Regions from separate parts of the Mus musculus genome. Here all the other regions are linked to region 1. A link is a loop called in an ENCODE intact Hi-C map of the cell type or tissue named here. Cell type or tissue: heart. All regions are shown on one strand. Links, peaks and the distances in the headings refer to the core of each region. The heading gives the core; the rest is flanking DNA. Region 1 overlaps Igf1r (insulin-like growth factor I receptor). Region 2 overlaps 4833412C05Rik (RIKEN cDNA 4833412C05 gene). Region 3 holds the start of 4833412C05Rik (RIKEN cDNA 4833412C05 gene). Region 4 holds the start of Igf1r (insulin-like growth factor I receptor). Region 5 overlaps Fam169b (family with sequence similarity 169, member B). Region 6 overlaps Igf1r (insulin-like growth factor I receptor).

What was found. Peaks named below come from ENCODE experiments on the same cell type or tissue, not always from the same donor. Only the 100,000 strongest peaks of a DNase experiment are listed, where the experiment ranks them.
Region 2: a loop joins it to region 1, with 2.7 times the contacts of the local background. A loop is called at or near these places in 3 of 42 quality-filtered maps.
Region 3: it touches region 1 in a loop (3-fold over the local background); 2 of 42 quality-filtered maps call a loop at or near these places.
Region 4: a loop joins it to region 1, with 2.9 times the contacts of the local background. A loop is called at or near these places in 2 of 42 quality-filtered maps.
Region 5: it touches region 1 in a loop (2.4-fold over the local background); 3 of 42 quality-filtered maps call a loop at or near these places.
Region 6: a loop joins it to region 1, with 2.7 times the contacts of the local background. A loop is called at or near these places in 3 of 42 quality-filtered maps.

What each region holds. Positions count from the first base shown.
Region 1 is chr7:68,176,857-68,181,994 of GRCm38, reverse strand. The region is part of intron 5 of Igf1r (insulin-like growth factor I receptor); the gene reads right to left. Among named protein-coding and RNA genes, the nearest start is that of Gm51487, 22 kb to the right of the region's middle. In heart, for the core only: a CTCF peak has its summit at 2,114 (motif pointing right); no DNase peak of the experiment used is centred there.
Region 2 is chr7:67,786,851-67,791,988 of GRCm38, reverse strand. All of the region lies in intron 1 of 4833412C05Rik (RIKEN cDNA 4833412C05 gene), which reads left to right. Among named protein-coding and RNA genes, the nearest start is that of Gm34350, 14 kb to the left of the region's middle. In heart, for the core only: a CTCF peak has its summit at 3,110 (motif pointing left); a DNase peak (open chromatin) is centred at 3,098; H3K27ac peaks cover 288 bases.
Region 3 is chr7:67,801,800-67,806,937 of GRCm38, reverse strand. 4833412C05Rik (RIKEN cDNA 4833412C05 gene) reads left to right here and starts at 3,442. Exons shown (of 3, transcript NR_045954.1): 1 at 3,442-3,573. Gm34350 (a long non-coding RNA gene) reads right to left here and starts at 3,749. Exons shown (of 3, transcript XR_391567.3): 1 at 3,578-3,749. In heart, for the core only: no CTCF peak of the experiment used is centred there; a DNase peak (open chromatin) is centred at 3,237; H3K4me3 peaks cover 1,315 bases; H3K27ac peaks cover 2,251 bases.
Region 4 is chr7:67,950,608-67,955,745 of GRCm38, reverse strand. Igf1r (insulin-like growth factor I receptor) reads right to left here and starts at 3,489. Exons shown (of 21, transcript NM_010513.2): 1 at 2,794-3,489. The coding sequence starts at 2,887. In heart, for the core only: a CTCF peak has its summit at 2,783; DNase peaks (open chromatin) are centred at 1,655, 2,435, 3,415 and 3,965; H3K4me3 peaks cover 4,000 bases; H3K27ac peaks cover 4,000 bases.
Region 5 is chr7:68,291,983-68,297,120 of GRCm38, reverse strand. The region is part of intron 1 of Fam169b (family with sequence similarity 169, member B); the gene reads right to left. Among named protein-coding and RNA genes, the nearest start is that of Gm16157, 18 kb to the right of the region's middle. In heart, for the core only: no CTCF peak of the experiment used is centred there; a DNase peak (open chromatin) is centred at 2,480.
Region 6 is chr7:68,126,916-68,132,053 of GRCm38, reverse strand. The region is part of intron 2 of Igf1r (insulin-like growth factor I receptor); the gene reads right to left. Among named protein-coding and RNA genes, the nearest start is that of Gm51488, 7.7 kb to the left of the region's middle. In heart, for the core only: CTCF peaks have their summits at 1,998, 3,046 and 4,162; DNase peaks (open chromatin) are centred at 1,943, 2,753, 3,643 and 3,943; H3K4me3 peaks cover 2,259 bases; H3K27ac peaks cover 3,225 bases.

The DNA.
Region 1 (5,138 bases), core at 539-4,538:
GTAAGGCTGTCCTCTGACCTCTGCACATACATCCCTCTCATAGGTAAGAGTCCTCACATGGAGGAGTCGGAGCTCAAGTGTGAGCTAAGCAGTTGAATGGAAGCCCCAACCCTCCTTGAGCACTTCTGCGCAGGCTTCAGCGCAGGGTCTGCACACGCACGGGCTCAATGAGCCGCTAGCCTTTGGTAAGGAGTGTTCCCCTACCATGCTTGTTTATTGGAGTAGGAAACAAAGACCCTGATCAAAGGAATCCAGATCGTAGTACCTAAGAGTGTATGTCCTAGGGAGGTCCTTGGATACCTGTCAGTCAGAACTGCCACCTACGGGACCCACCAATGTTCACTCTTATTGATATGGGGGTGGTCAGGATAGGCAGACAACTGAAGGATAGGTGTAATGGTGGAAAGATTGGGTCCCATTAGGTGTCTTGCCTAACCATGGGCCATTCTTAAACTGCTGCCTCAACGCTAACCTCACCGGTCTGGCTGCTCCCAAGTCTTGAGAGTCCCAGGAGACAAAAATCTCCTGTTATTGAAGACACCTCCAGGCCGGATACAAGGGCCAACTAATCAGGTCAAACTCCCATCTCCATCTAGGCCAAGGCCTCTTAGTAAACTAATTTCTCAAGCAGGAAACAGAATTGTACTGAAAATACCTTCCTTCTGAGCCACACATTCTTCTCCCCAGGGAGGGAGCATGAATTAGAAACCAGGAATTTGACAAATGAATGGCAGGCACATAGAAACTCAGGGTATTTGACTAATCACTTTGAAAAGCAAGATTATCTTTTCACAGTAAACACAAACTTTCTCTCTTTAAACAATGCAGAGAAGGCTGGGAGCCAGAATACCAATATCAATAAAATCCAGGCATTGTGGAGCCTACAGAAGGTAAAGAAAAATAAAAACCTTCACCAAAATAATAATCAACCTGCTGGGGAGGGCCCGTCCACACAGTGCCTGCTTCCCAACCCCCACCCGAGGCCTGCCTCCTCAACACCTTCTGCAATAGTGAGAGTTAAGAGATATCCCCAGGTGGAGATTTGTCTACACACCTTCAAGATACTAATGTCCTTGAATGGTCATTGTTTTCTCAGGGAGATGACTAGTTAAGGGAACCACTCAATAAATGCGACTTCATAAATCGTTTCTAAGCTCACTGCCTTTTTACATCCACAGAATATTTTTAAAAACCAAACTGTTCATTTTTTTTCCTTTGGCTCCTACACGCTGTATGATCTCCCGGAGTTTTATTGAGTGGTATTTTGGCTCTTAGTTCGATCCTTCCTTCTTTCCTACCTTCCTTTCTGCACCCCCCCCACCCCCTCAAGACAGGGTTTCTCTGTGTAGCCCTGGCTGTCCTGGAACTTACTCTGTAGACCAGGCTGGCCTAGAACTCAGAAATCCACCTGCCTCTGCCTCCCAAGTGCTGGGACTAAAGAAATGTGCCACCACTGCCTGGTAGCTTGTAGCTTTTTCAACATTAGAAAAAAAAATCCCCTCTATTGGATGGGTTTCACCTGCCAATGCATAGACCTACTAGGATGGTTAGTCAACAATTTGGGGGCCCTGTCACATGATAAGCTCACAGCCAACACTTAGCTATGATCTGTGGCTACCATTTCTAGGCCTCCCTTTTAAGTGAAGACTGCAGGGGACCGAGTGTAGAGTCTTCCATGTAGGAACTGATAACCAGGCCCAAGCACCTTCTCCACTGCTTATGAAGTGGCACCTGAATGGTTTACTCAGCTTCTCTAGGGCTGCTGGTTCTCAGCTGCCCATGGAGCTATCTTTTCTGGTCTCTTCGGGCCCCGAGGCCAATTGAGAAGAACTGGATGCTAAATATAAAAGGACGTTATAAGCTTTGAATCACCTCACAAAGGCACAGGATGACCTGTGCTACTCTCTGAACTGTCAAAAGTCCCCCAGAACAAAGTCACAGAAAATAGGTAAGTCCTGCACCTTGATACAGGCAGGGCTGAGCTCAAGGTCTCCAGCCTACACAGGACCCCTCTTTCAAGCTCTTACTGGCATCCTGGAAGCACAGACAACCAATAACTCATATCCATTTTTGCAAGGAGACACTACTACTGCCTGTGACAGCTGTCTCTAGAGGGCATCAGAAGCCAGTACACTGAAGCTGTCACCAGTACAGTCATTTATAACACTACTTAGCCCATCTGTAGAATATTGGTTCACTTCAGGTCCACAGTTATACCATCTACAAAGGCTCAGTTAGTATGGAAATATATACCCAGGCAAAACTAAACCAAGCACCACATAGATTGACAAAATAGGCCGTTTGTTCCTGAGTGCTTTTTAAAAACAGCTTTGCTGAGGTACGTTTTACCTTCTAAAATTGTTCCCACTATAAATATACAGCTCCATGGGCTTCAATAAATTTATACAGATGGCCAATCATCTTTCAATCATCCAGATTCAGAACATTTATATCAAACTGAAGCCCCCCCCCCCATTCTTCTCCCATCCAAGGCATTTCCCCTGTCTGTTCACCCAGGATGCTACATGTACCATTGGCTAGTATCTTACTGTGTGTTTTGCGCTTATACTGAGGAACCCCTAGATTATATCTAACGCACCATTTTGAGAAAATACTATGGAAAATGTTGCTAAGAGCATTCACATGTGATATTTGCATACACATGCTTCCATATCTCTAGGAACAGCCTAGACTTGCTAGGCAAAGTAACTAATTGTATGTATTTTAAAAGTCCCAAGTATGTGCTAAAATGTGGTTATGTTAGGGTCTAGTTCCAGAGATGCAGGGCACATTACAAAACCCTGAGTCTGCAAAGGGTAGAGATGCCTAAACAGACTAAGAATTCTAACTTTATACTGGCCCCCTTCCAGTATTTTTGTTCTGTTCAAGACAATAATCTTTGGCAGCACCTAAGAGCTTGAACTTTTCATTTATTTGATTGCTCCCAAACCAAAGTTGTCCAAAGCAGAGCATTTTTTTTTTCAGATAATGGAAATATTTTCTCTCTTATTCAAGGAGAACCACATATCCCTATCCCCAGACAAAACTTGATTTTCCTTCTTAATCCCCCCCATGACCCCCACACTTTGCTAGAGATCAGGTAGCAAGCACCACACACTCTAGGTTAAGTGCTCTATCACTACACCACACCACTACTTCTGAGAAAACCCTTTCCTTTCTGTGTCTGTCCTTGAGTACACAGACGTGCAGGCTTCTGGACACAGGAGAGAGACACTGGGCATCCTCCTGTTACTCTCTACCCCACTGTCCTGAAACAGGCTGTCTCACGGAGTCTGGCTCAGGTCAGGCAGGTCATCTGACTAGCAAGTTCTTGGGATCAGTCTGTCTCAGCTCACCACCTGGAGCTACTCCTGGGTGCAGCTAGGCTCAGTCACGCCGAGGATTCAAACACGAGGCCTCATGATTGCCAAGCAAGTACACTTAGCTAGGGAGTCATCTCTCCAACTCCTATGATCTTATCTGAAGTTGGGATTCTACAGCTATGCCACACTACAGAGAGAGTGATGGCTGAGACCAAAGGGTCCTGCTGCTACCCAAGTACCGTTCTGTGGCTGTGCACCCTGATGTCTGCTCTGCTGGGATTCTGCTTCACCTGTCGTCGGCCTGGAAATCAGTGTACAGAAATGTGGCCTGATGAGCATGCATGACCCAGGTAAGCAGGCCCAGAAAGAAAACACAGGAACTACACGCCAGGCAAAACACTTGTGTTCCCACGGGGGGCTACCGAGAAGGCCAAGATCAACTGCAGTGCTTTCCTGGATAGCTAAGGCTGAAGGATACCTTCATGGGGGTGGGGGGTGGGGTGGGGGGAAATATTCCTCTTTCCATCAAGACAGAAGTCTTCAGAATCCTCCTGAGCCGCACGGAAGCATTTATGCCATTTTCAGTAGCCATACAAAAAGCTCAAGAAATAGATTCCTTCAACACTGAGTTGAGGCAAGATTGCTTAAAAATAAAATAAAATATAAAATAAAATAAAAACTCAGAAGTGGCCTGGGACTATATACATTTGAAGGATCACAGGGATAGCGAAGTCATTTCTAATCTTTGCCATGTGCCAAACATACACAGAAATACTCAGAAAGTTACTCGAGCTTATGCTGGCAACTCCCCCACCCCAAGTTTTCTGTCTGACTTGGGGTGAGGTGAACCTGGTGAAGTTCCACAGGGCTCCCCTTTCCCTGTAACTGTGATGTATCCACACATTCTGGGAAACACTGGGGGGAGGGGGAGGAGGCTATCAGTATAAACGACAGCACCCTGAAATTAAATGTCAGATAACTCTGCTAATACACCCCTCCTCAAAATCTCCAGTGCGTCCCAAGGCTTACCTAAATGATAACCTCTACATCTGCATGCAACAGTGCCTCCTATAATCCTAGTACTGCCTACCTCCCCCAGGAGCTGAACACAAGACAGGCCCAAATGTCATTCTGTGCTCTCTCCTCTTCTGTCCCTGTGCTTTCTAGTCCCCCAAACCCTTCCAGGCCAGCTTTGCTCAGAAGCCTGTGTGGCCTTCTCCACCAGAGTCTTCCTTTTGGTACCCAGAGCACCTTCTGTCCTCTCCTCTGGGGCTCTCTGAAGCCTGTGCTTTGCACTACCTGTGTTCATCTGCTTATTACAAATCTTTCTCTCCTTTATTAAATAAGTGAGGAAGAAGTGAACCAGCTGAGCCCTAATACTATACAACGAGAGACAAAGGTGAGTTGTTGCTATGGGTGGCCCCTCAAAGCTTTGGATTTCATCACAGTTACCAGAGAAAGCTACTACTAAAGAGTCTCAAATGTCCTGGCCAGAGATATCCTTGAAGCAAGAGGCTCTCAACCTGTGGGTTTAGATTCCTTTGAGGTCAAATATCAGACATCCTTCATATCATGCATTTACATTACAATTCATAACAGTAGTAAAATTACAGATATGACGTAGCAATGAATAGATTATGGTTGGGGGTCACCACTACATGAGGAACTGTATTAAAGGGTGGCAGTACTGGAAGGCTGAGAAACACTGTTTTTTAACACAAGTCTCCAGGCCTCACCTGCCCTCCACTCCCTTCTCAAATGCTAACAGCAGGGCTGGCGTCAGCTTTCCAGGGAAGCTTCCCCAATACCAGAATC
Region 2 (5,138 bases), core at 714-4,713, 390 kb after region 1:
GGTCCTCTGTGGTGAGGTAGTCCTGACTTCAGGAGCTTGATGCAGCTGTTCACAATGCATCTGGAGTCTGGAATCAGAAGGGAGTGATGGATGATGGTGCTTAGGTCTTCCAGTTGCATGTGTGTGCACGTATTTTGTGTGCTTGCTTATGTGTGGGTCTACATGTACAGGTGTGGAGACCTGTACATGTAGACCCTGATGCCAGGGAATCATCTTCTTATCCATTGAGGCAGGGCTCTCAGTCAAATCAACAGCTCCCAGATAAGGCTCCTCTCGGTAGGCAGGTTGCTCTGAGCATCTTTTGCATCCACCTTCTAAGGCTGGGATTACAGGCAGGCCAGGTATTTACAAAGCTTTCTAGGGATCCGGACTCAGATCTGCACACGTGTGTGGGAAGCGCTTTAACCACTGAGCTATCTCCCTGACTCCACTCTCTCCTTTCTGTACAGTCTGGGATGCATACCCAAGGAGTGGTCTTTCTACAGCTGATGTAATCAAGACAATCCCCTCGGGCATTCTCACCCGCTGGTCTTTCAGGAGCTTCTAAAGTCTGTCAAGTTGCTGATTAGCATTAGCACTCACAGACTTCAACTCTAGAGGGCCTGTGGGCTGCTCTCAGAGCTGGTGAAGCAGACAGAAGTACCATAGCCAACGGGAGCCTTGAAAGCACCTGCACCTGCATGGTGGAGGAGCAAGGGACAGGACACGGCAGGCACAGCATTCACCCTGTCTCTTAGGAGAAATGAGTCTCTCTTCTGCTCACTGGAGCATCTAGCATGGTGAAAGCCCAGGTTCCAGTCTGAGGTCCCCAAAGTCCATTTGGCATCGTTTGGACCTCAGAGGCAGTGGCCGAATGTGCTGTGGTAGACAGACTCCAGCTAGTCTTGCTCACACTTGATTTTATAGCCTCACCGTCTTTCTGTTGCGTTTTCATCTGTGGTTTGCCATTGCTTTTAACTGACCTTCAAACATCACTTGACTCCGTGCATTTTACATTCCCAAGCTGGGGGCTAGGTACAAAATCAGGCTAAAGACATTCTCTGCTCAGAAGTTCTTGATAAAGCCACAAGGCCAGTATCTGGAGAAGGGGCGCTGAAAGTTGAACAAGGAATTGTGTCACATGAGTGTGATGGTTAGTCTGGTCAACTTGATTAGACTGATATGCACCTATGAGATTTGTAGCTCTCACTCCTGGGTGTGTTTGCAAAGGGCTCAGAGACAAGCAGAGCCTAAGGGCTGTGACCTACTGGGTGGTTTCATCTGTGCATAGACTCGGAGTTTTAATAACTCATAAGGAAATGGTAGACTGCAGAAAATGGTCCTGCTGGAGGAAGTGGGGTGTTGGGGACATACCTTCTGAGAGTGGCTTTCTGTGTTACTCTCTGCTTCCTGAATACTACAAGGAGATCCACTGTCTTCTACTGTTCCCTGCTTTGTGATGGGCCCCCAAACAACAGAACCATCCAACTGTGAGTTAAAACTGGGTCCAGTAGCCAGAGAGAATTCTCCCTTCCTTAAGTCTTTCTTTCAATTATTTTATTGCAGCATCGAAACACTGAGCAACATGGTAAGTTTGGAAAGCTTTGCAAAGCATCACCCTCTTTTGTGTGACCTCGAGGCTCTGAGAAAGTCCTACGGGAAAAGGCTTTTGTTTAACAGTCTCACCCAGGAAATTCCAGACTTATTTGACACTGGGACTTTTGGTAGCAACTTGCCTTTATTAACATCCCAGGGAACTAGAATTCTGTGGCAGACATTGGGACAATGCTATTGGGTTGCCAACCAGTGCATTGGTGACTTGACCTGAGCAAGAGGGAGCTAACTCACCACCCAGCCATCACCCACTGATTGGAGCTAGGCTGAAGCTTAGCCTTGCTGGTTTTCCTGACGGAACCCGCACCAGCAGCCGGCTTGAGTCTCCAATTTGCTTACGGCCTTGTGGACTCCTCAGCTTCCATAAATCCATTATCCAATCCTTGCAATCAATTAATTATTCACATTCTACTGGTTCTGTTTTCTCTGGAGAATCCTGTCTAATTGGATTTTGGTAGAAAGGTCCACCAGGCCTTAAGGTTCAGGCTAACCAGTGAACAGACAGCCATGAAGATTGTCTCGTGTCCTGCTTGTTGCTCTCCGGCTTGGAGATGGAGCCTACATCAGTCAGGAGTGCTCTGACTTCAGAATACAGAAGTTACACAATCTGCCAAAATGAATATGTTATAAATTTCGATGGGGAAAAAAAATCCAAATGGCAGAAACACCGATAGAGTGATTACGCTTCGTTTTAGAGCTAATTTTTATACAAAAATTGTCTTGAAGTTGTTTCTCTGGACTTTGCCCATAATCGTTGCATGTTGAGTTCTTACAGGGAATCAGCAGATGGCTCTTTAATGAACCAACAGTGCACGACCAAGAAGTGTGGAGGCTGGTGTTTATTTTCAGATCAAAGGGAGAAAAATTAAGCCCAGAGGTGCTTGTTTTCCGGAAAAATCACACTCTTGTGTGTTAGGGTGACAGAAATCTTCTTGATTTCACAATTTTCTCCTACCCGCCCCATTTACTCCCACACTAATCTGAATCTATAAATAGGGTTTAAATATTGCTCTTCTGAGGCTGGGCGTGTTGCTCGGTGGTAGAGCGATTCACTTAGCTTGCAAGAGGCCCCGAGTTTGATTCCCGGATGAGCCAAAGTCAGCGATAAATACATAGTGCCTCTTGCCTATTTGCAACAAGGCGAACTAGCTACTTTTAATTAAAAGGTTTCCAAAAAGCCTCACTCCGAATAAAGGGTGCGGCCTTTCCATAAAGAACGCCTTGCTGTAATTTACACCCAAGAAAAAGATGTAGGCCAGGAAGAAGAAAGGAACCGTCTCGCTTTGACCGCAGAAAAAGCCAGGGTTAAAACAATCCGATGGGTTTGTACCTTTCCTTTCACCTTTGTGGGCCCCTCAGAACTTGATGCCAGCCAACGCGGTGAGGCCAAGCCTGCAGAATACTTGCTCTGGAATCTGCTCTGCTCTCTCTCCTAGCTTCCTGCTTGCCCACGGAACAGTTATTGGAAAACACCTGGTATTGAAATGCTATCGTGTGGACAATCCGCCATCTAGTGGCCTGAGAGAGAATTGCAAAAACAGCTTTCGGGGGTTATTTGCCAAAAGTGGCCTTCAGACCAAAGTTATTTATGCCAATAATTCTTAGGCTTTGCTTCACATTATAACGTCTCAGGGAGCTTGTAAAAGTCTGATGCCAAGGCTACACCCGCATACCAACTAAGTCGGAATTCCTGGGAATTGCAATGGGTCGTGCTTGTGAGCTGCGATCTTTGCAACCAAAGCAGTTGATTAAAACAAAGAAAGTGTCAGGCAGTCTCGTGTGTTTCTGTGAGATACTGTGTGTGCTGATTTCTTCTCCCTTCTCTCTCCCCCAACTTTTATTTTCAGACAAGATCTCATGTGTCCTGGGCTGTTCCTGAGTTCCTGATAGTCTTGCCTCCACCAGACCCTCCCCTACCGCCCACTCATTGCTAGAATTATAGGTGTGTGCCACAATGCATGGTTTTGATATCCTCCCTCCCTCCCTCCTCCCTCCCTCCCTTCCTCTTTTTCTTTTTCTTTCATCTTTAAAAATGGGACCAATATACATAATACTAGATTGTTGGCAAGCACAAACTTGAAGTTTGACTCCTTGGAGTGTCAAACATGTGCTTTAGCTAAACATATCTGCCATGGGGACCTTTGATGACTGGTTCCATGAAACACTGGATCATTGTATATAACACACCATGAGAATCGCTGTGTGTTATGGTTTGAATGTAAAATGTGGACCCCTGTCCCACCCTCCTTGTATGACTCAGTCCTCAGACAGTGGTGCAACTTACGTTGGCTCTGGAACTTTTACAGCCAGAGGTCTAGTTGGCATAGGACCAAGTACCATCTGGGCAGAGCTACATCTGGGCAGAGCTACATCTGGGCAGAGCTATAGAGGTATAGCACACAGCTTCTTGACCTACAGGGCTGTAAGGAACTCATGCTTCAGGTTTCCACCACTCCAGTCTGGTGTCTAGAACTGATGGATGGCTGCCTGATGCCTGTACCCCTTAAAGTGTGAATTGAAATACATCTCCCCTCCCCTCTGTTGCTTTAGCTGGGTATCTTAACACAGTAGTGAGAAAGCTAACTGCACACAATGAATCACTTAGTCCTGACCTGACTACACAATAGATTCTATTTAGATGAATTTTATTAGGAGTCTATAACATTACCTTTCACTTGCTTTTTTTTTTATGTTCTTTTTTTTTTTAATTTTTTATTAGGTATTTAGCTCATTTACATTTCCAATGCTATACCAAAAGTCCCCCATACCCACCCACTCCCACTCCCCTACCCACCCACTCACCCTTTTTGACCCTGGCATTCCCCTGTACTGGGGCATATAAAGTTTGCGTGTCCAATGGGCCTCTCTTTGCAGTGATGGCCGACTAGGCCATCTTTTGATACATATGCAGCTAGAGTCAAGAGCTCCGGGGTACTGGTTAGTTCATAATGTTGTTCCACCTATAGGGTTGCAGATCCCTTTAGCTCCTTGGGTACTTTCTCTAGCTCCTCCATTGGGAGCCCTGTGATCCATCCATTAGCTGACTGTGAGCATCCACTTCTGTGTTTGCTAGGCCCCCGCATAGTCTCACAAGAGACAGCTACATCTGGGTCCTTTCGATAAAATCTTGCTAGTGTATGCAATGGTGTCAGCATTTGGATGCTGATTATGGGGTGGATCCCTGGATATGGCAGTCTCTACATGGTCCATCCTTTCATCTCAGCTCCAAACTTTGTCTCTGTAACTCCTTCCAAGGGTGTTTTGTTCCCACTTCTAAGGAGGGTCACTTGCTTTTTAAAAAAGATTTATTTTTATTTTTAAATTACATCTAGGTGTGTCTGCACACGAGAGATCAAGTACCCACAGAGGCAGGAGTCATCAGATTTTCCTGAGCTGGGGCTGTGGGCAGTTTGAGCTGTCCGATGTGGGGGTGGGGGAACTAGGCATTCTCTAGATTCTCTTGACTGTTGGGTCATCACTCTAGCCCTTTAATTTTGAATTTTTTGAAATGTATCTTTTTATTACATTTACTTACTTTGTATGTG
Region 3 (5,138 bases), core at 777-4,776, 380 kb after region 1:
TCATGTTTGAGTAACATAGGCTTTATCCAGTGAGCCATCTCTACAACTTAGACAGCAATGTTTCCTTCTGTCATTGAAGCTGGTCCCCTGGGTGAATGGGACACAGTTCAACTTATCCCTTCCCAGCCAGGCTGATTGCTAGGGACCCCTCATGACAGGACTGTTCCCCATTCAAGTTTTCTGTCTTTTGATTGATAGCACAGAGGAAGGGAGATACACACACACACACACACACACACACACTCACACATGTTCCCCCATGATTTCCCTTCAGGAACTCAAGTTTCTTAAGGCTTATTGGGGCTGGCCAATGAAGGATGATCAAGGGCCAGTGAGGGTGCCAACCTGAGAATGAAGTCACCCCAGCTGAGCTAAGGATAAGGGTAATTGAAACGGTGTTGTTAATCTGCTAGATGAAGCTGTACGTGAAATGGACATCTCCACTGTCTTTTTCTTGAGACAATTAAATGCCTTTATTTGCATAAACAAGCGTGGGCTGGATTTCCGTCTTTTGCAAAGGATGAATTCTGACAACCTGGGCCTAAAGGGGGGCTCTGTGTGGCTGTAGGGATCTAAGCAGATGAAAGGCAGTCAGGATACCCTTGGGCAGCTACAATGTTTCCTCCTCCACTAAATCTTGAAGGTAGGCATCCTGTGCACCCCATAGGCTGGACAGTGCTACCAGCCTTGCACCCCATTAGCAGCTACCACACAAAGTTTAAAGTGCGTACCTCAGGCTTTGCAGCTGCCCCACCCCCCATCCCCCACGCGCCAAGTTCATCACTGGGCACCACTGCCCTTCCAAACAAGGATCATCCTTAAGAGGATGGTAATTCAACCTACCTCAAGGCATGCACAGAGGGCAGAATCCAGGCAACCGAACAGAACCAAATCAAGACTTGAGGACTAGCTTATGGTGGGATCAACCTCAGAATGAAGAGCAGAACAAGCCAACACTTGAGTTGGCCGGCACACATAGGAAGGGACAAGCCATGCTGTCATGGTGCAGGCAAACCACAACTGCTCCTGATATAGGGACTGGGTTCTGGGATGTCACAACCAACCTAGACAGCCAGTGAGAGTGCTGTCATTCAAGCTGGCTCCAGAGAGGAGCAGAGGATCCTTCAAGGAGAGCCAGGCTGACCTCCTGTGACATAAAACAGAAATGCCACAGAGGCCACTGAAGGCAGTCACGAGCCTGTGCAATTGGAGGTTTGGTGAACCATCTGGCTATCAGTGGAGTTTTGAATGACTGTAACCAATAAAACAAAGACTGTGGAGCAGCCTGTTCCTGGATAGCCTTTCGGGAACTCCCCACACACGCACGCACTTACTATGTGGCATGCTGAGTGAATTCTTAGAAACCAGGAACCCACCCAAATTAATAGGAACAGCTTCAAAACTGTCTCACGGAAAATAAAGATGTTCCTTGGATTTAATCTTGTTCGCACAGACTTTAAGATAAAAGAGAGGAAGGGGAAGAAGCAGAAGAGGAAGAAGGAAAATCTCAATGTGTGAGATTGCTGTATAATCCCAGCACTGGGGGACAGACAGACAGACTGCTGGGGCTTGCTGATCAACCTAAGGGAATATAGGTGGGCAGCGCCTGAGAAAGGAAACTGAACTTGTCCACTGCCCTCCACTAGAACATGTCCCCACATATATACATGCAACACATACAAAGAAATGCAACCAGGTACCGTAGGATGTAAGGCAAGCATGAACCTGTCACCCCAATAATTTTCAAAAGTTGTCCATAATTGTGTGACTCAGAAAACTGATGTCTTCCCAGGTGAAGAAACCCAAAGTGGGAGGTCATTAGGGTCCCTGTCAGGAGGCAGATGGGGAAGAGCTTAGACTTGTCGGCTTCTCTTTGGAGCCATCAACAACCAAGCAACAAGAACCGGTGCTGCAGACTGACCACCTAGGAGCCATTTTGGAGGTCAGTGAAAGTCCAGGAAGAGGGTCTACTGTTGATCCATCTTTAAAACGTCTCTGTGCTCTGTTTTGAATGCAATTTACCCATTTTATGCTTTGCCTCCATGTATGTATGGGCACCACATGCATGCTTGGCACCTGAGGCGATTGGAAGAAGACATCGCTTGGAACTGGAGTTGCAGATGGTGGAGAATCACCTTGTGTATGCTGGGAATCCAGCCTGGGTCACCTACAAGAGCTGCAAGTGTTCTTAACCACTACAGCCCAAATCTTGGCGTTTTGTTTTTGTTTTTGTTTTTGTTTTGAGACAGAATGTAATTATATAGCCCTGACTGGCCCTCTAGGCTCAAACTCACTAAGCCCCCTGCTTCCTGAGTGCTGGGATGAAAGGCAAGTGTTAAAGTGTTGGGAGGCCACTATGCCCTGCCAGCTCCCTGTGATACCCCTGGGCTTTACCTGGAGGAGTCACTGGAAGGGGCGGCGGCAAGGGTGGGGGTGGGGGGCGTGCGTGCGTGCGTGCGTGTGTGTGTGTGTGTGTGTGTGTGTGTGTGTGTGTGTGTGTGTGTGTGTGTGGCAGTTCTCAATCACTGAAACAAACATTGGCTTTGGGGAACCAGCATTGTCCATTACTGTTGGGGTGACCAGAGCCTTTCTAACCTCAAGATAAAATGGTGGCAATTGTTCTCTTGCAGGAAGGTGTAGGAAAGGAACCAGCCACGTGGCGGTTCGAACTTAAAAACTCTTCGGGCCACAAGGAGGAAAGTGGGTCGCTTCACACCCCCAGGCTCACGGAGAGGCAGGAAGAGCAAGGAGGAGGCGGGGGGGGGGGGGTAGAGAGGAGATTGAGAGGAAAAAGGATGGGCAAGAAAGCGAATCTCCCAGCTGGTGCAGAGCCCCACACGGTGCCTTACTGACACACATCCAGAGATTCGAGTCCCCTGAACCCGCGTGGGTGACTTTGAAGCAGATTCCCGCCTGGCACAGCGCACTCTCCAGCCGCTCACGTGAAATCCATCAAGGCAAAGTCACACCCTACAGCCAGAGCAATTCGGGAAGCTTGACTCTCCCACAAACAAGGTATTGGGCTCTTTCCTCCCCATTCCCTTCCTCTGAAGCTTAGCTTCTCCCTCCGCATCACTGTCCACGTGCGGACTCATAAGGCGCCCACCCCCATCCGGGCGGGTCCCCACCCTAGGGCATTGGATCCTGCGGGTTGTTTACCAGCTGGCCATCTCCCCAGACCCTGCGCGGTGCCGCCACCTGCCGGTGGGAGACTGAACTGCACCCGCGGGTGCGGGCCAGCAACTGCGGGCTGATGACCCAACGCCGCAGGCATCCGAGGATAACCTTTCCCCTTTCTTTCCAAGACCAAATAAGGGGGCTCTTGCCTCTGTGAGCTGTGCCTGTGGCGGTTAAGCCAAGGGGCGTGGAAAGGAGGATCCCAGAACGAGGCTGACAGTCAGCTAAACAACCCACTACATTGTTCCCTCCCCACATGGCCTCCTCCCTGCTCCCCGGCAGTCCCCACATGCAGCAGCAGACTAGTGGGTAGAACTGCAGGGGTATGGAGACATCCCGAACTTCAGCAGCAGCAGTCCCAGCACCCCGCCCCCAACCTCAGGCATGAAGAGCAAGGTACCTGCAGTAGCTTACTCCTGGGTGTTGCCCAAGCTCAGGACCCTCGGGCCTGGGGGTCAGTAGGGCTGAGAGAAGCCTCAGACCTTGGGGAGGGGCGAGAGAGGTGACACTTGTAGAGGAGCTAGACAGGGCTGTCAGACCTCTGAACCTTGGCATCACCCACACAGAGGGAGTCACAGTGGCTGACAGTGTTCAGTAACCACAGAAACCAAGATTTGACCTATATTTTCAAACATGGCCTCGACTCCAGCTTCCCCTCCTTGAAATCGTAGTGAAAGCGTCTGACTTGACTTGTTATGAATGCTCCTCTTGCTTTAGATTCCAGAAGGCCACCCAGAAGGCAAATCAAGAAACCTCACTAGATGGTTTGTGGATAACGGGAGGGTCCTGATGGGTTCCAGGAAGGAGTCAGAGGCTCTCCTCGTTCACTACCTCTTACCGATCACAGTGGTGACTAGATGATTGCGCTCATGTATGTGCTTTTTGACTGTGTGCACTTTGGGTGTTTTGAGTGATGAAACAGAGGGGAGCAAACCAACACTTTGGTCAGGATGACAGAGTGCTTATAGCCTGTCCGATCCGAGCCTTGATTGAGCGCTCCCTGGGTGCTAACCACTGTTCTGAATATCCCACATCATTACCATCTGCAGGTACCTCTGCTACGGGGAAGGACCACGCCTTCAGAAACACAGCCTTCCTCCTACCACCCAGCCAGGTCACTAACTGGATTCAGGCTCAGGCCTTGGGGTTCCAGAGTGTATATACCCTTGACCCAAACCCTAAATGTTCATTAATAGGGATTTGATTCGTTTACTGTACACCCATGTAATGGAATCGTCTTTGGCTGCTTAAATGGGATGTAGACTAGGAATAATTGTCAGAGGCCAAATATCCACCACACACTGTTAAATGGACACAGCAGGGAGTCAACAGCGTGTATAAGTGGATCTTGTCCTGTGGCTGTTCAGAGGGGACTCATGGCAGCACTAAACTGTGGGCCTTGGTGGGTGGCGGAACTTTAGGTGGCTAATTTTACAGGGATGCTTTCTTCCTTCATTGCTGAGCTCTTTGTGATCCACTGTCAAGGCCGTGAATAAATCCCCCACAAAGTCTTCCCTGATCCCCCGAATTGGACACTAACGACCCCCGTGTCCCTCTGGTGTGGGAACTTGCGTGGGATGGTTTCTTAGTTACATAAGCTCTCGGCTCTATTGCCAGCTGAACTGATGACTTTGGAAGGGAGACATGAGCGGTGTCTCCGGTTTCCATGTTTCCTTTGTATCCTCTGTGGGATTCAAATATTTACCTATAGTTTGGCGTCACCCAGTGCTGATGGGAGGACCCAGTGAAGAATTAATTCCATAATTAGTTGTTTGATGTTGGCCTTCTTTTAGTTCAATAAGTTCCCAAGGACAGAGACATGCTTTTCCTAGTCAGCTACATGTCCTGACACTAGGTCTGCCATAGCACACAGCCTGTAGGTACTCCATATAGGTTTACTATGCAAATGAGCATAGCCCTTCGTCTTAAGGAAGCAAAATGGGAGGGTTCTCTATGTCCAG
Region 4 (5,138 bases), core at 564-4,563, 230 kb after region 1:
AACTTCAAGCCCTGAACCCGCACCAGTCTGGCCCTCCACAAAGTATAGTTGACTTGCTATTTCCCTGCATCAAAACCTAAACTATAATTTGCTAGTTAGGTTCTTTCTGAAGTTCTTATTCTGGGCTCTCCTTCTGGTAGGTAATAAAGCACTAACTTCTTTAAACACCAACATTGCACATACCTCCTTTCCTCTGACAATAGGATTTTACCGTGCCCTCGGCAGAAAGATGACTCAATCCTTTTTAGGAGACAACCACAATAACTCTCAAGTGCATGTTGATTTTCAAAACAGAAAGCGGCCCTACATTATCTGGCTGCTCCCTTTCCTAGGTCTGCTCATTCTCCCGCTACAAAACAAACATGTCTGCAGGGCTGCCTTTCTTCAAGAAACTTCCACAGTCCCAAGTTAAAGATGAAAACATATCCACAGATGTCGCACTCCAAAGAATCACCATTCCTTAAACCTAATACCTGTATGGCTGGAAGACTGCCTCTGCTGGCACCCAGAGACTTTCTCCTCAGTTATGTGGTTTAGCACCTTTGGGGCTAAAACTTAACCCTTCAGCTGTAAAGAGGGAAGGGCAGACACCCAGACAGAACTTTAGCAGGCCCTAACCAGGATCCCAAGTGCTTTCAGGATGGCCATCAAACTTTAGGAAATTGACCATCATAAAAGGCGGCTCTCAGGAAGCGTTTGGTCCCCACCGGATTAAAAACAACACAATGAAAGACCCTTCTCCTGCTGCCCCTGCTCTGGACAAAGAATATCCTTCAGCAAGACCCAGCTCCGTCCTGTTTCGGATGCCTGCATCCTGCCCCAAGAAGCAAGGCAAGGCCACCACTGCTTCTTTGCATTGCAGAACTTCTGCTGTTAAATAGCAAAAGTAGAGATGTACACAGTACAATAAGATGCCATAGGAAAATGGACTCGTTCCTAGTGTCTTCTAAACCATATTTAGTCCTTAAAGGCTAGAAATCTTCCCTGCCCCCAAACACCATCTAACCGCCTTTCACCCAATCCAGTGTGCTCAAAGTTTGGAAAACAAAGGGCAGGAGAGCCCAGATTTGTGAGGTCGGCCATAGTCTGCGAGTCTTTCTCTAGTCTTACTATAGCTATAGTTCTTTTAAGAACTACTCGGACTCCATCATAGATATTTCTTAAAAGAGGCTCAAGGGTTTGTTTATAGAAACAGCCTTTGTGAACTACGGCAGCGGTAGGGTCCCTAGCAGGCTCCATCGTGTCACACCCCCCCCCCACCCCAACTCAAGGCTAGGTCGTGATTTTTCGAAGTTAATAGGCACCACCTGCATACATTCTGCAAACATTACTCATCCGCACGCCCTCACTTCCCCAGCCCCTACTCGGAGACTGCATTTAAACTTTTAATCGCGTTCAAATTACTCTACCATCTCTAAAGCACCAGTATGCCACACTGTTTTTCTCGAGAACAAAACCCCCTCCTCCTCCTCCTGCCCGCATACACTGTGGAGAGTTCTCATTCCCAGAGACACCCCCCACCACCACCTACTCCTACCCGACACCACCAAAACAAAAGCTATCAGATTGCAAGCGATAGCAAGCATGAGCGATACTGCTTATTAAGTATGTACAAAGGAAGTGCAGAGCGGGGGGGGGGGGGGGGGAGGTGTTGGCAGTGCACCACAACTTTGGCCACAACAAAACCAAGGCCAGGGCTCCGCGCTCGCAAAACAAAACAACCACCCGTCCACTACCACACTACAGATCCCGTCGCAGCTCAACCCACCGCACACATCTCTCCCCCAGGCTGGGAGTCCGGTTCTCCCCTCGCGGTCGTGTGGCTGTGGATGCACCTAAATCCGCGCTGAACACGTGTGTGTGGAAAAGCACGTCGACTCTGCACAAGGGTGGACGTACCTATCTCCTCTTACTAAGACGCTCTGGGAAAAAAGTGTCCAGAGCTGGATAGAAACTGAGAGCCCCTAAGCCGAGGATCATCCAACCCTCCCCCCACGAAGAAAGTCCCAAGTTCACACTTTCCTAGAGGAAAATGGTGGGCACACCCTGCACCCCAAGGCCACACTGGACTGTCCAAGTTATCAAGCCTTGGGGTAGGTGGGTAGACGCCCACAGGCTCCAGAGAAGCGAAAGGCCAAGAACCTGAGGGGGTCGATGGGCCCAACAAGTTGGGTGATAGGAGGCTGCGCCCTGATGTTTGGAAACGTGTCCTGGGGCCGCGAGGCTTCCAACCATCCTGTATCTCCCCCTCAAGAACAACTTACACCCCGCAGGGTAGGAGGCTCCGAATTGCCGCCACGGAGCACTAGGTCTACCCCAGCAACCACCCGTGGAGCCTCCAAGGGTGCTGTCATGGTGAGCTGCGCGGGATGGGCGCTGGGGTGCCAAGTGGAGCGCCCCGGAGGGGGGGGGGCGAGAGTAGCGGGGTTCCCGAGGCCACCCAGACGCCAACTTCCCCACCAAGCGCCTACGCGGGGGCTGCCCCTGACCCGCCAGCGAGAAGGCACTGCCCACCCACCAGGCCGCGTGCGGGACAGCGCTCCCCGGACAGCGAAAGAGAAAGCCCTAAGGCCCTTCCCGCGCGCAGATGCGCTGAGCTAGGGCTCTAGGAGCTCCTGAGTCGTGAACTCTCGGGCCCTGCTCTACTCCGGCCTTCCGAGAGAGCCCCACCCTCCACTCCCGAGCCCCGAAGTCCGACAGCTGCGCCCGTGGCAACTGGGTTTTCCCAAACAGGGCGCAGCCCCTCGGAGGAAAAGTTCCCGCAGTGGCCGCGGGCGGCGGGCAAATACTCACTTTCTCCACTCGTCGGCCAGAGAGAGAGCGCGGCGGAGAGAAACACGAGCCCCCACAGCGAGGTCGGGGACCCTCCTCCGGAGCCAGACTTCATTCCTTTTATTTGGGACGAAATTCCCTTTTCTCAAAAATAGAAAAAAAAAAAAAAAAGAAAAGAAAAAAAGAAAAAAAAAGTCTCCAACTCAGTCCTCACTCTCGTCCAAAAACAAGAGCGCAGGCGACGATCCTCGGAAAGCGGCGTGGACAAGGAGGGTGGCGCGGGGCGGCCCCTCAGCGCCGGCAGCAGCGGCCCACGGGGCGGCGGAGTCGGGAAGCCGGGGCGCGCCGGGGCGGGCTGTCGGCGTCGTCGGCCTCCATTTGCAAACGCAGAGATGCAGAAGAAGGAGGAAAACTGTACAGAAAGAGGAGCAAAGCCCAAATCGCCGCAGGCGAGGACAAACGCCACCCGATCCCCGGAGGGAACGACCACCGGAGCCTACGCGGCGGGAGAGCGCGACGCAGTTGGCGAGACTGGTCCGAAGTCCCGGGCGCGGGCGAGGCCGGCGAGGGGCAGAAATGCGGAGTGGAAATGAATGAGCGGTTCCCCCTCCTCCGGCTCCTCCTCCTCCTCTGGGCTCCGCTCGCCGCCGCCTCCTCCCTCAGCGCCGCCGCCGCGAGCTCCTTCCCAAATCCAGGACACACACAAAGCGGCGGCCGCGCAGCGCTCAGCGCTCCCGCCGCCCCGCGTCGGCCCCCGCCCGCCGCCGACTCCGTGCGCGGGGGCTCCGGCTCGCTGAAGGTCAAAGCCGAGCACGCCGCGTGCCGTGGAGCTCTCGCAGGCACGGGGAGAGGCGTGGAGGGTCCGGAGAGCGGGGCCGAGGGTCTGCGAGCGCCGGGCGCGCCGGGACAGGCTCGCAGGCAGCTTCCCTGTCGCTCGCCTCTCTCGAGTTCGCCCGGTGCGCTCGCTCCTCCTCGGTTCCCCCCCCCCCTCCTTTTTTTTTCCGCTCAGCGGAGTTAATGCTGGTAAACAAGAACCTCAGCCTCACCGCGCCGCCGCCGCCGCCGCCACACACTGGGGGCTCTACGCGCGCGCTCTCGGGGCCGCGCACACGTGCCCGCGCGCACACTCCAAGCGGCTACAGCCGCAGTCCCGGCGCGCCGAGGGCCGGGCCCCGACTCGGCAGGCGCCAAGAGCCGGAGTTCGGGATCGCAGGGACGTGCGGAGCGGAGCGCGGGCGTGGGGAGCCGGGCCCAGGAGGCACCGCCCCCCGCGCCTCCACCCGCGCCGGCCCCCGCGCGCACACTGAGCCACGCGCGCGCCCACGCTTCCGCCCCCACCCGCACTGCGCCGGCCGGCCCTGTCCGCACCCTCCCCTCCCGCAGGACTCCAAAAAACAATGCCCGGGGCGCCGGTGGGACTCGGTGGCCAGGGGGGCGGCGGCAGGGCGGGCGGGCAGCAGAGCGGGCGGGCTGCGGGCGCGGTGGGCGGGGAGTGCGGCCTCGGAGCTTCATTGAAAACAACAACAGCGCGGCTGGAGAGCGCGCTGGCCGACTCCGTGAAAAAGCTTCATTGTTTCTTGCAGCTGTTGCAAAATAAATAAATAAGTGCATGCATGCGGCATTTTTTTCGCAGTGTGGTGGAAAGCCCGGACGCGACGGGAGGGGCACACCTGGGGGAAAGGGGACCCCTGAAGACTGCTACGCAAGGCACTTTCCACGCCAGGCTTGGGCGCCCGTGGCGGCGCTCCTTGGGTGTTCCGGTGCTTGCGCGCAGTCGGGGAGCGGACAGGGTGCGGTCCGCGAGGCTCTATTCTCGAAGCACAGCGATTCCACCGCGGGCCCCCAGCCCTGGAAAGGGAACCCAGACAGGCGGCCCCTCGTGCCCAGGACCCGTCTCCGCGGCGGCCGCCAGAGGGCGCGACCGCAGCCTGGGAGGGCTGGCTCCGGGAATGTCGCCTCCCTCCCTCCGGGGGAGGAAATGTGGGGGCCCCGAGTCGGGGACCGACTCGGCTGGGTCGTGCTAGCCGGGCCTCCCAGCCCCATTCCTCTCCCGCCCTGAGGGCGCTCCACCGCATCGTGCTGGTCCGTGCTCCACCACGTGGGCAGCTGCGGAGAAGGACCGCAGCGCGTGTCAGGCTGCGGGAACCCGCAGCTGGGGGGCGTGTCCGAGGGCTTCCCAGGGAGGGGATTGCGGGCGGGGACCCTAACCCGGACAACGTCGTCTGGCTCGGGTCCCAGTCTTAGGAATGTGCGGCCGCCACCCGGAATCGGTGGCCACTGCAGAAACCCACCCGCACCTGCCTCCATTCCCCCCTCCCCTCCGCGTCCCTCTAGCTTCATTTGATCTGTAAGTGACTTGAAACTAG
Region 5 (5,138 bases), core at 534-4,533, 120 kb before region 1:
GGGCAGAGAGAGACCAGACCTGGATTTGTATTCTGCTTCTGAGCCTATGTTTTAGGAAAGATGCTCATCATATCTGGACCATCAATAACCCTTGTGAGGTGTGGATTGCAGAACTGGCAAAGAATGCGTATTGATCAGCGCCATGGAGAAGCTCATTCTGCGCTGCTCAGGTTCGCTGGGAGAGGCACCCATCCACACATCCAAGGCCACCAGGGCCAAGGCTAGGTGCTTGCTAATTAGCGGCATACTTTCTGATCATATGAGGTTAGGACAAACGTCATGAACGTGTTATGCCCTGTTCACATCCTGAGATCATTGACCCTGCAGGTTAAGACCCTACCCTCCACCCTGAAAGAACTCGTGGGCAGTGCAACCAAGACACTGGCTGTCCACAAGAGAAAGTTGTGGTTGGCCTCCCACCAAGGCCACAGGGGCAGATATAGGAGGGTCTCGAATTGGCAAGCCATGGCCCAGCCTGATTATCTTGAAACTGGGAGTCACTTTCTGTTTGGGGGGGGGGGGCAGGGAGCAGGAAACATAAATTAACTGTGGGAAGCCACATGTGCCATTGCAGGATGGTGCTGGCTTCCACTGGCCACCACACATACATAGGCAGTAAAGTTTTTTTTTGCCAAGATGAGGTTTTGAGAATTAACCAAAATTAACCAATCAAATGAGAGAGAAGTTAACCAATCAGATGAGAGAGAAGTTAACCAATCAGATGTAGGCATGCAAATGAGGTGGTAAGCATAACCCATGCATAACCGATCCGGGTGTGAGACACGCCTCTCCTAGGCCTATACAAGCAGCACCAATTCTGGGCTTGGGGTCTCTTCGCCTCTGCAATCAAGCTCTCCCAATAAACGTGTGCAGAAGGATCCTGTTGCAGGGCGCGCGCAAGAATTAACCACTGTGGGTGTCATGAGACTGACTGCAGACCTCTATGGGGCAGAATCATCAGACAGAACACCTGGGGCACCCTGCAACCTGGGCCACAACACCGCATCCATCCTAAATAGCTACCCCACACCCACTATTGAGGAAAATGCTACCTGCTCCCCCAAACTCAACAGCTCTCCTCTACAAAGAAAATATTTATGTAAGCCTTATGGAAAACTGGGGGAGGGGGGGCGCGGGGCTGGAGAGATGGCTCAGCGGGTAAGAGCACTGACTGCTCTTCCGAAGATCCTGAGTTCAAATCCCAGCAACCACATGGTGGCTCACAACCTTTTGTAATGAGATCTGATGCCCTCTTCTTCTGGTGTGTCTAAAGACAGCTACAGTGTACTTACACATAATAAATAAATAAATCTTAAAAAAAAAATAACGTTGAACCTCTCCTGGGCATATATCCAGAAGATGTTCCAACTGATAAGAAGGACACATGCTCCACTATGTTCATAGCAGCCTTATTTATAATAGCCAGAAGCTGGAAAGAACCCAGATGCCCCTCAACAGAGGAATGGATACAGAAAATGTGGTACATTTACACAATGGAGTACTACTCAGCTATTAAAAAGAATGAATTTATAAAATTCCTAGGCAAATGGATGGACCTGGAGGGCATCATCCTGAGTGAGGTAACCCAATCACAAAAGAACTCACACAATATGTACTCACTGATAAGTGGATATTAGCCCAGAAACTTAGAATACCCAAGATATAAGATACAATTTGCTAAGCGCATGAAACTCAAGAAGAACGAAGACCAAAGTGTGGACACTTTGCCCCTTCTTAGAATTGGGAACAAAACACCCATGGAAGGAGTTACAGAGACAAAGTTTGGAGCTGAGACGAAAGGATGGACCATCTAGAGACTGCCATATCCGGGGATCCATCCCATAATCAGCCTCCAAACGCTGACGCCATTGCATACACTAGCAAGATTTTGCTGAAAGGACCCAGATATAGCTGTCTCTTGTGAGACTATGCCGGGGCCTAGCAAACACAGAAGTGGATGCTCACAGTCAGCCATTGGATGGATCACAGGGCCCCCAATGGAGGAGCTAGGTAACCAAGGAGCTAAAGGGATCTGCAACCCTATAGGTGGAACAACAATATGAACTACCCAGAGCTTGTGTCTCTAGCTGCATATGTATCAGAAGATGGCCTAGTCAGCCATCAGTGGAAAGAGAGGCCCATTGGTCATGCAAACTTTATCTGCCTCAGTACAGGGGAATGCCAGGGCCAAGAAGTGGGAGTGGGTGGGTGGGGGAGTGGGTAAGGGAGCGGGTGGGGGACTTTTGGAATAGCATTGGAAATGTAAATGAAATAAATACCTAATAAAAAAAATTTTTTAAATAACGTTGAAAACTAAGGGAACCTGAAAATTGAAGATTCACCAAGTAGAAGGGATAGATATCCAAAATGGACAGAAAAAAGGGACTCTCCTCCTCCATCCCAGGAGAAAGCCAGGGCCCCACCCCATGGGGCCCTGGGAAGTAAACTGGTCCGGGCTGGGATAGGCCATTCTTGATTCTGGTGGTGGAAGACAGGCCCCTCCCCTGTGGGTTCCAGATGTGAGCCCCTGACAGGCCTTCATGGCTTGGACCGAACAGGAAATACTTTTCCAAAGCCAAAAGAATGTAATCTCTGCAGCGTAACACTAAACGCTTTTATTAAAAAGGCATACAGTTGAAATACCTCACTGCAGACTGTAAAGAAGTTGAAATTCCTAGATAAAGCCCGGGTTTATGAATTCACTTGAGCACATGCTAGCAGTATCACCCGAAAACCAAAAATAACGGTGCACATCAGAATGTTGTTCTACAGAAAATATGGAGAAGGCTCGACATTCCCTTAGCAAAGCCTGAGTTCAGAGAGCTGCTCAGACTCTTGTCACCCACAGCCCAGCAAGGCAGCCGTCACTCAATCCAGCCCAGAAATGCACGGTCCTTGGACCATAAACAGCAACGCTTGTTAACACAGATGTCGGTGGGCTCAACGCACGGACTCAGTACGCTGTTTGCACAAGACTCTCCCCCCATACTCCCTTACCACAAAGAGCAGGGAAACACTTTCATTTTTGGCAAAGCACCATTTTTCTAAGATGAGACTATTATTCTGAGACACACCAAGGAAATATTTCAAATTTTACTAATCCCGGTCTTACAAACTTGGCTTTATTGAAAAGCACTACCTGGCAGTAACTATGGGGCATTATGTCATTGGAAAAGCTGGCTGTAATGACTCAGGATTTTCTTTCTTTTCTTTCTTTCTTTCTTTCTTTCTTTCTCTCTCTCTCTCTCTCTCTCTCTCTTTTTGTCATGTGGGTTGTTGTTCTTCAATTACAGTAAGGAAGATTCTTGCTCCAGATAATGTGGAAAAAAAACAAAAACAAAAAACAACACAAGGACAAAAAACTCAACTCCGTTCTACCATCAAAAGGAAGCTGAGCGGGTGCCGCAGATCAAACATTTTTTCTTGTGTATTTTTTTTTCTGTATCTTTTTTCATGCAAGTGAATTTTCTTCTAAAATTAAATTATTCCAGAATGTTTATTAGAGAAGAATCTACTACAGGAAGGTAAAAGACCAATTCTGGGCTCCGCAGAGAGTTAAAGACTAGTTTCTCATCAGACATGAGCAGAAAACTCTAGGAGCATGCAGCAAGACAGCTTTGTGTGCTGTAATGGTTTGTATATGCTTGGCCCAGGGGGTGGCACTATTAGGAGGTGTCGCCTTGTTGGAGTAGGCGTGTCACTGTGGGTGGGGGCTTTAAGACCCTCATCCTAGCTGCCTAGCAGCCTTCAGATGAAGATGTAGAACTCTCAGCTCCTTCTGCACCAACCATGCCTGCCTGGATGCTGCCATGTTCCCACCTTGATGATAATGGACATAACCTCTGAACCTGTAAGCCAGCCCCATTTAAATGTTGTCCTTAATAAGTGGTGCCTGTTCACAGCAGTAAAACCCTACCTAAGGTGTGTGCTCTGCAAACACACTAAATGACATCCCCAGAACATCTAAATGTCTCAAAATCCAAAAGTCACCTCATCAGGACCCCTGGCTTGACCAGAGGCGCCTGTGGCTCAACACCATACAGTCCATAGGGCTGCGTCTGTAAAGTGAATGAGGTTTAAAAATAAATAAATAAATTCACAAGTACACACCTTGAGCCTCGAAAGAAACCATTAAAGGATGCCCTGCTGGAGCCGGAGAGATGACTGAGCCTGCATGTCCACAGGACCTGGGTTCAGTACCCAGCACCTACCTGTAGGCTCACAACTACTTTGTAACTCCAGTTCCAGGAGAGCCAACATGCTCTTCTGGCCTCCGGAGAGACCGGTCAGCTTGCAGAGGGTGCATAGATATAATGTATGCTAAACACACTCATCTACTTCAAGGAAAAATAAATAAATTCTTAAAAGGGAAAGAGGGTGCTTACTGGTGGTGGCTCATGCTTTTAACCCCAGCACTCAGGAGGCAGAGGCAGGTGGATCTCTGATGGCCAGCCTGGTCTACAGAGCAGGAATTCTAGGACAGCCGGGGCTAGAGAAAGAAAAACCTGTTTAGGGGGAAGGGGAAGGAGCTTATTTTTAACTTGAAGATAACTGTATTTCATCTTTATCTTGTTATTTGTTTACTTGTTTATTGGTGCTAGAGACTGAGTTCATGGGGTCTTGCACAAGCCAAAAACACACACTGTGGCTAAGCCACATCGGCAGCCCAGTGTGCTTAACTTTTAAAAAGTAAAATAGGGCTGGCGAGATGGCTCAGCGGGTAAGAGCACTGACTGCTCTTCCGAAGGTCCTGAGTTCAAATCCCAGCAAACACGTGGTGGCTCACAGCCACCCTTAATGAGATCCAATGCCATATTCTGGTGTGCTATAGCAGCTACAGTATAATTATTTATAATAATAAATAAATCTTTCGGCCGGAGTAAGCAGGGACTGAGTGAGTGGGGCTGACCAGAGCGATCAGGGTTGACTGGAGAGAGCAGAGGTCCTAAGTTCAATACCCAACAACCACATGAAGGCTCACAACCATCTGTATCGCTACAGTGTACTTATATACATAAAATAAATAAATCTTTAAAAAGTAAAATAAAAAGGCCAGGCATACAGTATCAAACACCTTTAATCCCAGCATTTGGGAGGCAGAGGGGGGAGGATCTCTGTGAGCATGAGGCTAGCCTGGT
Region 6 (5,138 bases), core at 664-4,663, 50 kb after region 1:
TTAATCCTCACAACTCCCCAAGGAAGAGGTATTACCATGTTTGCTCCAGATTAAGAAAGAAGGGTCAGGCCTGAATTCCAGGCATCAGAATTCTACTGAGAGGGAAGAGAGACAGACAGACAGCTTTCACTCTGGCCTAGAGTGCAGAGAAAACTACTACTTTCTGTGGGAAGAAAAGTCAGTCAACCACAGGAATCACAGAAGGATCCATCACAAGAGGACGCCACTGTCCCTTAAGCAGAGACAGGACTGAGAAGAACAAAGGTACTACTGGGACAGAATATGGAGAGGTCAGCTTGAGGAAGTGCTCTAGCAAATGGCATCAAGGAGGCCATTTCCCCAACTGGAGAGAGACCTCAGATCCTCACCACAGGAGCCAGGTAGCACTGTGGTACGCACACATACCATGTGTGTACTGATGTGGTGGGAGACACAGGCAGAGGTGGCAGGGTGAAATCAGGTCAAGAAGAACTGAGAGCCAGGCCGGGGCCACTGCTCTGCCCTGCTTATGAAAGCCAGGGGATTAAGTCAAGACTTCACTCGTGATTCAAAAAGTTATCTGAAGACATGGCGGGAAGTACAGCTAGGTCTCACCACCCCTCCCCCTCCCCCCCAGCTCTGCATGCTCAACTGAGGACGTGCCACTTGGCACGCTGGCACTCTCCTACAGGAAAACATACTTTGGCTATTCAGACGTGACTTCCTGGCACTCGGAAGCTGTTGGCATGGAAAAATTAACAGGCTGACTTGGCCAGGGAGGAACGGTTAACACAAATCACCAGGAAAAGATGAGCCCTGAGCAAGCGGGAGGTTTGAGGGAAGGGTCACGGAAAAAAGAAGGGGTAAGACACATTTGTCAGGAGTCCCAGGCTGGTACCAAGCCCACTGCATGACAAAGGTCATTGAGCCCTCACAGCCATACACAGACATCACGGCTTTCCTTTCAGGCAGTGGACAAGGAGGCTAACGGAGGTGAACTTACTTGGCCTGGATGAGGCAGCTAATAAGGGACAGGAGCTGGTACACACATCATCACAACATTCTTCATTACGGTCTCTTTCTGCCTTCAACCCCTTGCCCAGTTTGTAACTTCATAAGGTGGGGTAATGATGCCAGGAACTTTGTAGCCCTGAGGCAGAACTCTGCCCCAGCTGTGGCCTTCGTAACCTCCCCTTACTACAAGCGACACAGCCACCTCCACTCAAATCCTGACGACAGCTCAGTATATAACGGTAGCGTGTTACATACTAACTTGGTCATTTTGGGGAAAGCTGCTTGTGTGTGTAAAGGGGGGGGGGTGGTTTGGGGCTTGGGATCAAACAAATGAGTAAGTAGGAAAAAAGACCAACCATCCACTGAGATCCTAACCAGGCTTTCATAACTTAAGACTGGAGTCTTCCACAAACTCACACAGGTAGCCATAGAAGCTACTCCTGGAAATCCAATCCTGGCCAGAACATGCTAGGGCCACCCACATTCCTACCTGCAGCAACCTTCCTTTCTCCCTCAGCATCAACCCTAAGATCCTCCAGGGCTCTGTAGCTCAGTAACTTTGCAGGGTGTTAAGTCTAGAGGAGCCCAGAGGTCCGTGGCCTCCCATGTGGGGGTTACAATTCCTACAACCTTAAATCCTGTAAAGCGTGCCCACAAGGTCCTTCAGCTTCTCGCCAGAACTTCCAAACCTTGCCTTTACACTTAACAAAGCTTCCTACTAAATATCTACACCAAATTTCCGTACATTAGTTTTTCTTTCTGCTTGTGAAAGGGGTGGTGGTGGTGGTGAAACTAGTCAAGATCGGATATCCTCTGCAATACCAGCTTCTAGAAAAGAGCGTTTTTGAATGGGATGCCACGTGCTGTGTTTTGCCATATTGCCTGCGCTTCCTGCTTGGAGCCAGAGTAACAGAAACCTTGGGCACTGGGAACTGTTCCGTGCCACGCAAATTCCACTCCGTATCTTCCAGGCAACCCTGTCGCAAATAATTCATGTCCACTACGCCCCTACCACACAGAATACAACTACATTGTGCTGCTAGAAATGGGAAACCTGATTCAGATCAGAGAAGGTAGAAAAACATTTAGTTCAACACAATACTGCCTTTATGAAAAGGGGCGTGCGCCGGGTGGTGGTGTAAATCCCAAACCTGTAAGTGGGGATAGATTTCAAGACGAATTTTGGAAGAAAATGCAGAATCAAAATAGCATCCAGCTTGACTCAGACCAGTAATAATAATAACAACAACAAAAACCCAGCCAGTCCTTCTAGAGCTACGCCTGTTTAGGCTGCGCGGTGCTCTTAATGGCCAGCCAGCCTGTTCTCCTGGGAAATGGTGCTGCTGCTACAGCGTGACTTGCTTTGCGTGCTGCAATAAAAGGAAAACAAGCTTGCACGACCCAATAGCTTCCTTCAGTTTGTGCCTAGCAGCGGGGAGAAAATTAAAAAAAAAAAAAAAAAAAGCCTGAAAAGGGGTCCTGAGGCAAGGTGAATGGAGGACAGGATCCTAGAGAACAGCACTGCCCTGCAGGATTTTTGTAAACAGCAGCCTGTAATGGCCACGGTTAGAGAAAGAAAAACAGACATGGAGGGAAGCGTGTTTACAACTGCAGCAAGGGCGGGAGGCGGAGGGAGGGATTCCCCGGCTCTGCGCTCGGCCCTCTTCACTCCGGTGGGGCCCCGGGGTTGGGCTGAGCTTCAGCTCCCCACCCCAATCCGTGCTTTCTTGGGGGGCCCCCCATCTTGTTTATGGGAAGGTTACTCCTCCTCGGCTCTGGTGATCGCGTCCCTAATACTCCAGCTGCATCCTTGCGGGATGCCAGCTTGACTGACAAGTCCTGCAGCCAATCGCTGGTTGGGCCCTTAGGAAAGGTGGAATTTCCCAACAAACTGATTGGCTGAGAGAGAGGGCGGGCCCTGGTGATTGGCGTGTTATTCCGAGTAGAAAGTAGTAAACAACCTTGGTCCAGGGGCGGTGGGGAGGGCGCCCGGTGCCAGCTCCCTCTGGCTGGCAGGGCGGGGTGGGGAAGCACCCGAGACAAAAGGAATCCTGGCTGCCACAGCGGGGAGGGCAGGAAGGGGGTGGCCCCAAAAGTCAGCACCTGGAGGCGTCGTTTGGAGCCCCCCCCCCCCCCCCCCCGAGCCAGAACTGCTGACTTTAAGCCACACATCGTTTTTTTGTTTTGTGCAGAACCTCAAAGGTTTTGTTTCCATCATTTTCACTTCTTGTATGGCTGACGAAGTCTCCAATGGAATGATAACCGATTTAGTCGCTTTTGTCCAGAAGCCCCTTCCTCACCGTCGAATAAAAATTTAAAATTGTCTTTTACGAAAGTTGCTTTAAATCACACACTAAAATTGTTGCACTATACAATACGCCATTAATGGCATGCTGGTGCACCAGACACACAGCTACATCTTTTGATAGCAAGTTTTAGGAGCTCTGAGCCTATTGGGAGCAGCTGGGATGGAGAACATACACAAAAAGAAACAACACATGACGGCGTTGGGACCACTTGATAAGAAATAAGCGGTTAACTTGCCTTGCCCATAGTATTTCTGGCAGTCTCACTTGAATCTCCCATTCCCTCACTCCAGCTTCACCATCCTTACAGGACCCCAGGCGGAGGAAACCATCTGCTCTTAGGATGGGGGGCTCTGCTCACCCCGCACATAAACATGCTCACAAGTCGCTATCCTGAGCAAGCCTCCTCAATGTAAAAGGGGACCAGGAGGCCAGCCAAGCCGGCTCTCTCCACTTCAATGCTTGTTGAATATACAGAGACCACGTTGTCACTTTTCACAATCAAGATATATCGGTATCACGATATATCGATAACGGGTACTTTATAGGAGATAACAGTGCAAACTGGCCACCTGGCATTCTCCTTTGCCATTCTAGTCCCTCACCTCTGCTATCTCCTATGGAGCCTGCCACAAGCAACCCCAGTAAATGTTCACCCCAAGTCACCTTTGCTGTATAAAACATGGATTTAGGCTTTCCTTGGTCCTTGCAGCCTGGCATCAGACCCCAAACCAGTAGCTACTTTCATTGTAGGCACCCTCCCTCTGGACACTTTGTTCTGTTCCCAGGTCCCTGCCCAGACCACACACATCATTTTACTCAACGTTGGTTTTTATGCTTTCTAGACTTTACCTCTGCCTGCCCAGGAGAGGCCACTGTTCTCCACCGTTCTCCCTGGCCCAGCTACCCCACTTCTTGCAGAAGACTGAAATTTGTTTTCTTAGCACTAAGTCTCTGATAGGGCTTTAATGCTGTATTTAGACTCCACTCCTACGTTAAGACCCTGAACTTCCTGAGGCCTGGAATGGTATTATCTTCAGATTTGGGTCTTCAGTGGAGATGGGCTTCTACTAAAGTGCCCGCTGCAAACTTGCCAAATATTTCTAGGATTCTTCCCTAGCATCCTGAGTATGCCTACCCCTGAAAATCTTTCCTTACACACGTGCAATTAATGTGTTTTCTCTGCTGGGTCAACAACTCTGTTTTCTCTACTTGGCAAATTTCCACTCTGCCTAAAATCACTTCCTCTCTTGGCATACCTTTCACAACCTCCCACCAACTACACTGTGTACCAAGAGCAGAGAGGTCTCTTTCCGTTCTTACTTCTCTGGCCAGAATTAGCTACAAAACTAGAACTAGCATGGTTTGTTGGTAAAGGAAGAGCGGAGAGGCAAAATTTCAGAAGTGGTATCACCTGTACATCTGCATAACCAACCCATTGCCATCTGTAGGGGTGAAGCAGCGCCATGCTCCGTTTGTGGCTGTGATGGTCTCCCCCTGCTTTCTGTCTGAAGGCCTCTGTCTCTGAGGTGGATTCTTACTCCCCCCTCCATCTCAATCAGAGATCTCCTCCTGGCTCTTATGCTATCAACTCTGCACATCCCCGATTCCTTTCCACCATGACACTGAACTGTCATCTCCTTTTCTATCTGACCAGTCACTGACTTGCTCACAGTTTAGTCTGTCCGCCATACAGCCATATCCAGTGTTCTAAGAATTGTGGGGTTCCACAGCTGGGGCTCAGTCTCTGCTTACGCCCTCATGTGACATCTGTCATCAACCCTCCATCTTTCTAAGCCTTTAATGGTGGAAAAGAGTAAACCTGTAGATAAAGAGTGG